2 separate regions of the Homo sapiens genome follow, and region 2 is linked to region 1. Evidence: chromatin loops called from intact Hi-C (ENCODE). Cell type or tissue: Caco-2. All regions are shown on one strand. Region 1 overlaps DMXL1-DT (DMXL1 divergent transcript). Region 2 has its middle 21 kb from the start of DTWD2.

The links. Hi-C counts contacts between places; a loop is a spot of excess contacts. Peaks named below come from ENCODE experiments on the same cell type or tissue, not always from the same donor. Only the 100,000 strongest peaks of a DNase experiment are listed, where the experiment ranks them.
Region 2: a loop joins it to region 1, with 4 times the contacts of the local background. A loop is called at or near these places in 4 of 110 quality-filtered maps.

The regions. Positions count from the first base shown.
Region 1 is chr5:119,061,327-119,065,326 of GRCh38, forward strand. All of the region lies in intron 1 of DMXL1-DT (DMXL1 divergent transcript), which reads right to left. Among named protein-coding and RNA genes, the nearest start is that of DMXL1-DT, 7.6 kb to the right of the region's middle. RefSeq lists an enhancer at 2,537-2,646. In Caco-2, no CTCF peak of the experiment used is centred here; no DNase peak of the experiment used is centred here.
Region 2 is chr5:119,007,616-119,011,615 of GRCh38, forward strand. It overlaps a transcript of DMXL1-DT not described here, the pseudogene RNU6-373P, the pseudogene NANPP2 and the pseudogene CATSPER2P2. Among named protein-coding and RNA genes, the nearest start is that of DTWD2, 21 kb to the left of the region's middle. In Caco-2, no CTCF peak of the experiment used is centred here; a DNase peak (open chromatin) is centred at 1,636.

The sequences.
Region 1 (4,000 bases):
GGGATTACAGGTGCCTGCACCATGCCCTGCTAATTTTTGTATTTTTAGTAGAGACAGGGTTTCACCATGTTGGCTAGGCTGGTCTCAAATTCCTGACCTCAGGTGATCCACCCACCTTGGCCTCCCAAAGTGCTGGGATTACAGGTATGAGCCACCGCGCCCAGCTTCCATTACTTTTCTAAAAGAAATCTTCAAAATGTTTTCCCTCTTTTTTTTCCAGGATAAAAACCTTTTCTAGAAAAAATATTAAGCAAACAAATGTAATATGTCAGACACCAGACTGCATTATCTATAATAAAAAATTAGAAATATGTAAAACTACCATCATATATTTTAACATTTCGTTTTTTAAAAATAGAGATGAGGTCTCTCTCTATGTTGCCCAGGCTGGTCTTGAACTCCTGGTCTCAAGCTATCCTGCCTTGCCCTTCCAAATTGCTGGGATTATAGGCATGGGCCACTCTGCTTGGTCAAAATATTTCATTTTAAAGAACACAAGCTTGAGGGTGAGATTTTTTTTCTTCCCAGAAATATATATATAGTAGAGCAAAAATTACTTTTTCACTTACAGCAAAAGATGTTTCTTTTATCTACCTTTAGTTCTTTAGATTTAGAGAGCAAAAGACCCTACTTACTAAAAATCCATTATTGTTTAATTAAAGCAGTATGTGCAAACCTGGAGCTTTCTCTCTTTGGATGCTTTAAATCCAGGAATTATAACCAAAAGCCTCTGCACAGAGAATATGGAAGTGTTCTTCTAGAATACAGGGAAAGGTATTGTGGATATTTGCATTTGTAGCAATTTCAGTGACAGAAATGAGTGTTTTCAGAAAGCTGCTTACTGAATTTCTTTCTTAAAAAAGTTTTCTCTTTTTTTTCCTTCTGCTGTACAGGGAATGAAAACTCAGCAGGTGAAAGATTAAGCAATTCACCCATTCCTCAACTCTGCTTTCTTCTATTCATTCAGAACTCTGTTACATATTTTTCTGTAGAATTTTCACCTTGTGTCTATACTTTTGTTTTTAAAAATCCTTTTCTGGCTGGGCGCGGTGGCTCATGCTTGTAATCCCAGCACTTTGGGAGGCCAAGGCGGGCGGATCACGAGGTCAGGAGATCAAGACAATCCTGGCTAACACAGTGAAACCCATCTCTACTAAAAATACAAAATATTAGCCGGGTGTGGTGGCGGGCGCCTGTAGTCCCAGCTACTTGGGAGGCTGAGGCAGGAGAATGGCGTGAACCTGGGAGGCGGAGCTTGCGGTGAGCCGAGATGGTGCCACTGCACTCCAGCCTGGGCAACAGAGCAAGAATCTGTCTCAAAAAAAAAAAAAGTTTAAAAATCCTACTGCTGGCAATTAAAGTTAGTTTTGTCAAGTTATGTATTAAGCACCTTTCAGGAATCATATTCTTGCTTTTCTCTAATCTCTAGTGTTCTCTCTGTTAATTCATATGCTTAATACTTTCTAAAGATGCAGAAAAACTGGAATTCTCATGTTGGTGGGAATTTAAGTTATCATGTGTTAGTCTTGTTATCCAAAGTGACAGAAATGGAATTCAAGCGAACTTAAGAAAAAAAAAGTAGGTAGAGGTTGGGCATGGTGGTTCACACCTGTAATCCCAACACTTTGGTAGGCCAAGGAGGGAGGATTGCTTGAGGCCAACATAGCATGACTCATCTCTCTCTCTCTCACTATATATATATATATTATATATATATAATATATATATTTTATATATTATATATTAAATATATATAATATATATATTATATATATTATATATATATTTTATATATTATATATTAAATATATATAATATATATATTATATATATATTTTATATATTATATATTAAATATATATAATATATATTATATATTAAATATATATAATATATATTATATATTAAATATATATAATATATATATTATATATTAAATATATATATTATATATATAATATATATATTATATATATATGTAAAGTAGGTGGGGAGGATTTTGTGCTCACATAATTGGGTAGGATGGACATTAAACAGGACTGGACCAAGAGTTCAAGTGAGGTTGTCATGGCTTCCCTTTACTCCCTGTAGTAAATATCAAAAATGGAGTTCAGCTCTACTTTTCTTTCTTCATTCTTCCTAAAACACTCAAGGGTCATTTATGTTCAGGGACAATGTTTAATTACTTCAAAAATGCAAGAGTTCCCTGATAGATGCAGCAGAAAATCCTGGAGAAAGATTCTGATTGACCCAGCTGGGGTTCATCCCTGAGTCAATTACAGTAGCTAGGGAAACAGAGGTGAGGCAGTATAGACCTGCCTGGGAAAGGGCATGTGTTCTGTGTTGCCAGACATAATGGACTTAAATCCCAGCTAGCTGTGTGACCTTGGGAAATTACTGCCCTTTACTGTTTTCGTTTCCTTATCTGTAATCTAGGGATTATATTGTAAAGATTACATTCTGTGTAGAAATACACAGAACAATCCCTGGCAAGCAGAATATATTGCATAAATCTTACCGAGTAGTTTTATTATCGGTCATGTGTCTTTCCTTGTGGTTTGAGTGGGAGGGGTTGCTATGAGTAGGAGGTGGTAGTGGAGATGGAGAACAGTGTAGAGGGTTCGTTTTTTCTCTTGTATAGAGGCAGTATACTATAACAGTTAAGAACTTCTCCCTCTACCCCTTACTATGTGACTTGGGCAAGGAAATTTACTCTGTCTCAGTTTCCTTACTTGTACAAGTTAGAAAATAATAGGGGAAAATAATGGGGGAGGAGGGAATAATAGTATCTATCTCTTCAGGTTGACATGAGAATTAAATGAGTCAATACAGAATGCTTAGAATAGTACTTTACTAAATATTCACTTGATGTTAATGACTACAATGATTACACAATTGATATTTCTTTTTAATTTGCCCACGGTATCTAACTGGTATCTATACTGCTAGACTTGGTTCCCATGTCCCACTTTGTGAAATGTGTAGGATTTATGTAATCTACTTCTAATGAGCTCTCTGATACTTGCCAGACTTATAATCCTCTTCACATGGGAATTACTACTGGAATTTGGACCGTTCCCTTAATTCAGTGTAGGGCCCTGGAGCCTATGTGTTTGCTAACGAGAGGTAGCCCAGGTTGTGGTTGTTCATTTCTCTTTTTATTCATCTCTCTTGTCAAACTAAAACAAAAGAAGCTGAGCCTCAGAATTAATATAGAGTATATTTGGGCCAAAGTAGAGAACAGCTGCCTGGGACACACTTCCAAATTGTCTTGGGAAGTGCTCCGTTCAGACCTTTGCTACAAGCAGATTTTTTTTTTTTTTTTTTTTTTGAGACAGAGTCTCACTCTGTCACCCAGGCTGGAGTGCAGTGGCGCGATCTCCGCTCACTGCAAGCTCCGCCTCCTGGGTTCACGCCATTCTCCTGCCTCAGCCTCCCGAGTAGCTGGGACTACAGGCGCGTGCCACCACGTCCGGCTAATTTTTTTGTATTTTCAGTAGAAACGGGGTTTCACTGTGTTAGCTAGGAGGGTCTCAATCTCCTGACCTCGTGATCCGCCCACCTTGGCCTCCCAAAGTGCTGGGATTACGAGCGTGAGCCACCGCGCCCGGCGCTACAAGCAGATTTTTGAAGGCAAAAAGAGGATAAGGAGTGGGCTTATACAAAATTGTTTGTCAGGAATTCTCATCAGTTCACAGAAATAACATTGATTAGTGATTGGCTATACATTATTGAGCTACAGTGTGTGGGTTATACTGTCCAGAATGTGGCATTGTTAGATTAATTTATAGTTACTTGTAGAAACAGCGAATATAGCTAGTAGTTTCTTTTTTTTTTTTTTTTTTTGAGATGGAGTCTCACTCTGTTGCCCAGACTGGAGTGCGATCTTGGCTCACCACGATCTCCAGCGGGTTCAAGCGATTCTCCTGCCTCAGCCTCCCCAGTAGCTGGGATCATAGGCGGCTGCCACTACTATGCCTGGCTAATTTTTGTATTTTTA
Region 2 (4,000 bases), 54 kb before region 1:
GAAGATTAACATGGCCACTGCACAAGGATGACATGAAGGAATTAAAAATTTTAAAAAAAGAAAAACTTCACTGAGTAATGTGAACATTTTTAGTAACTAAAAATGTATAGCATTTGCCTTTATAGAAAACTGAATATCACTAACGTGTTGTTTCTTCCCAAACTATATAATCTTAATTCAAACCTAAAAGGGGCTTATTCACTGCTAGTGAAAATGTAAAATGGTAGTACTATGACAGTTTCTTAGAATTCAAATATATACCTACCTTTGGACCAAGCCCTTTTACTCCTCCTCAAAAGAAATGAAAATATATGTTCACACAAACACTTGTTCTTAAATGTTCATAGTAATTTTATTTGCAATATCCCTCTCAGTGGGGGCTGCTATAACAAAAATACCATATACTGCATGGCTTATAAACAACAGAAATTTATTCCTCACAGTTCTGGAGGATGGCAAGTCCAAGATTAAGCCACAGGCAGATTCAGTTTTTGGTGAGGTCCCACTTCCTGGTTCATAGACAGATGGCCATCTTCTCATTGTTTCTTCATACAGCAGAAGAGGCAGAGGAACTCTCTGAGGCCTTTTTTATAAGGACAGCAATCCTATTCATGTGGCCTCCAACCATATGACCTATCATCTCCAAAGGCCCCACCTCCCAACAACCATATGACCTATCATCTCCCAAAGGCCCCACCTCCAAACACCGTCACATTAGGGATTATTAGTTTTCAACATATGAATTTTGGGAAGACACAAACATTCAGCTTATAGCAACCTTAAAACTGGGGGAAAAATAAGAAATATTCATCAATAGATCAGTGGATAAAGAATATGGTATATCTATACAAATGGAATAATACCCGATAACAAAAGAGGAATTAACTACTAATAACTGCAACAATATTGTTGAATCTCGAAATCGTTATGCTGGTGAAAGAAGCCAGACACACCATATAATTCCACACATAAAAAGTTCTAGAAAATGCAAACTAGCATATACTGACAGAGAACAGATCAGTGGTTGCGAAGAGCCAAGGGCAGAAGGGAGGTTATATGCAAAGTGGCTCAAGAAAACAGAGGTGACAGAAATGTGCCATACATTGTGTAATACAAGTTTCACAGGGGTTATACATCTGTCAAATATCACCAAATTTTACCTCTTAAATATATGCAAGTTATACATACATTTGTATGTATGTAAGTTATACCTCCAAAAAGTTTTTTAAAAACCTAAATCAGGTAAGGGCCAGATATGGCAAAATAATTTTTTCTTATTTGAGAATAGGAAAGAAAAAAAAATTTAATGAAAGGTAATGAGTGGGTCCTGTCAAAAAGCAAACTCAGACTTAGTAAGGAGACTTTGTTGGAAGGATTATTCTAAGAGGAAAAGGGTCTCTTTCAATAGGAGAAGGGGAGCTATTGCAATAACAGGAACTCTTTGACCATAATACCTGCAAGCTTCTCAAGAGTTAGGTGAAAAGAGTTTTTCTTTTATAGAGAGGAGTAAACTAGATTAGAAAGATTTGGATGTGGGCAGGTGGGATAAGAGAATGGGATTAAAGAATGTTTTACCCAGAAGCCAGCCTTCTCTCCAGAGATGCTGTTGAAGAAGGGTTACATGCTGACTCAGACTGAGGATGGGCCAAGGTTCAGAGACCTGGCGGATAGATAGAATCTTAACCAAAGTGTGATTAACAAGCATTTTGTTCCCATTGATCATTAGTACAAACAAGCTTAGTTAATCATTTATGAGGCAAAGAGTGGGAATTTGGAGTCTGTTTCTGGCCTTGTCATAGGTAAACAAGGCAGTATACATGAGTTTTATCTAAATTATATGGGAAAGGGTGCTTCTTTGCAGCAAGGCCTTTCTGAAACACAAAAGGGTGGGGGATTTCTCCATCTTGCTCTTTTCCAGGAGCACAGAACTTAGGTGAAATTCAACACTGTCAATTTCTTCTAAACAAGGCTGCCATGTTGCACAATTCTAGAGAGCATTTTATTATTTCCCAGATAGGCATGTAAAGATATGATAATTAAGACTAATCAACTGAAAAAAATAGATAACTGTTGAAGAGAATTCATTACAGTACATAGAAGAACCTAAAACATGATAAAAAATGTAATAGCCATCAATGAAAAAAATCACACATTATTAAAAGTAAGACATTGCCGGGACGCCCACCTCACACGTGCGAGGGTGGCGGGAGCCATGGGGGCTATGGGGATGAGCCACATGCTGGCCTCTTTCTTTGACCTGGACAGCATGCTCATCGACATGGCCAGGGTGAGCAGGAGAGACCTGTTGGAGGTGATAAAGCTCTTACAATCAAAATATCATTTTAAGAAAAGGCTGAAATCATCTGTGATAAAGTTCAAGTTAAACTCAGGAAGGAATGTTTTCATCCTTACAGTACATGCATTACTGATCTAAGGACTTCAATTGGGAAGAAGCAGTCCAGGAAACAAAAGATGGTGCCGCCAATAGAAAATTGACTGGAGAATGTCACTTCCTTTGGAAATCTACACGTTTACAGCTTATGACACTAGCAGAAAATATCAAAGTCATGCTCACCGAACTTTGAAAGAAGGTCTGCCTATTTTTATTAAGGAATGGGGACAGACAGATCCAGAGGGAGAAGATTGAGCCTTGTGCCTGTCAGTCGTATTTCCACGCTATTGGAGGTGGAGAGCAGAGAGAGAAGCCAGCACCATCCATATTTTATTACTGCTGCAATCTTCTCAAAGTACAACCTGGGGACTGTATGATGGTCAGTGATACGTTAGAAACCGACGTCCAAGGAGGCCTCAATGCAGGACTGAAAGCAACAGTCTGGATCAATAAAAATGGAATAGTGCCACTGAAGTCCTCCCCCCTTCTGCATTACATGGTTTCTTCTGTGCTGGAGTTACCTGCTCTCTTACAAAAAGTATACACCACAAAGTCAGGATGTCCGCTTAAAGCACATAAAAGGGCATGATTATGAACTTCAGAATCAATGTGCAGAGTTTGAACTAAGAAAAGTTAGGGCATTCCACTTACTATGGTCCAGAATAATTTTACTTATGATTTAATGACCAATATTGCAAAGGTCCTCCCAACCCTATTGCTTTTAAGTTCAACCATTGACTGGTATTTGTATCTGAAAATTCAGATTGCATTAATACAAAGTAGTATAGCCCAGAAAATTTGAGGAAATATATTATTTGTTAGTCTGTAACAGGAGATTTTTAAAATTAATTTTATTAATCTTTTAGTACCTTGACTGCATGATACCAAGCAGGCTAGCTTACACATGGATACACAAATGCCAGGTTTTTCTTCTGGCTTAAAAATAGATATTTTTTAAAAATAGATTTTCTAAAACACATAATAGATTTATCACAGCAACTGAATCTGGTTAATATGAAATAAGTTCTAAGTCACATGCAAATCAAGGTATTTCATCATGAAATTATTTTGCATGTTTTTAAAACATAAAACATATTTTTGCCTATTTTGGAGGTATACTTCCTTTTCTATTATGAATCTGATTTTTTTGCATGACTTTTTTTTTCAGAGGAGAACACAATTTTCTTGGTGGTGTGTGACAGATTCCTCCAGTTAAAAAATAAATAAATAAATAAAAGCTTAAAATCTACACATGGTGGCTGAGTAGGGCGAGGCAGCTCACCTGAGCACGGCTGGGCCCAGTCCTGGGCTGGGGCCGGGGCTGGGAATGGGGCGCAGTGAGGCTGTGAGCCGGCCCTGAGCCAGCCCTGCGTCGGGTGAGCGGGGCTCAGGGGGCGCCAGAGCTGGAGGCGGAAGCGTGAAGTCAGGACTGAGTGGGTGAAGAGAACCTGGGCTGAGCAGACATGGCCACTTATCACCAAGAAGGGCAGATGCAGCTGCCCCTAGCTGATGCCATTCGTTCATGTCTCATCGATACTTTCTCATCTAGCATTTGCAAGGCTTGAGCCAAGCTGTGCCGTGGCACACTATCAGGGAGTTACTTCATCC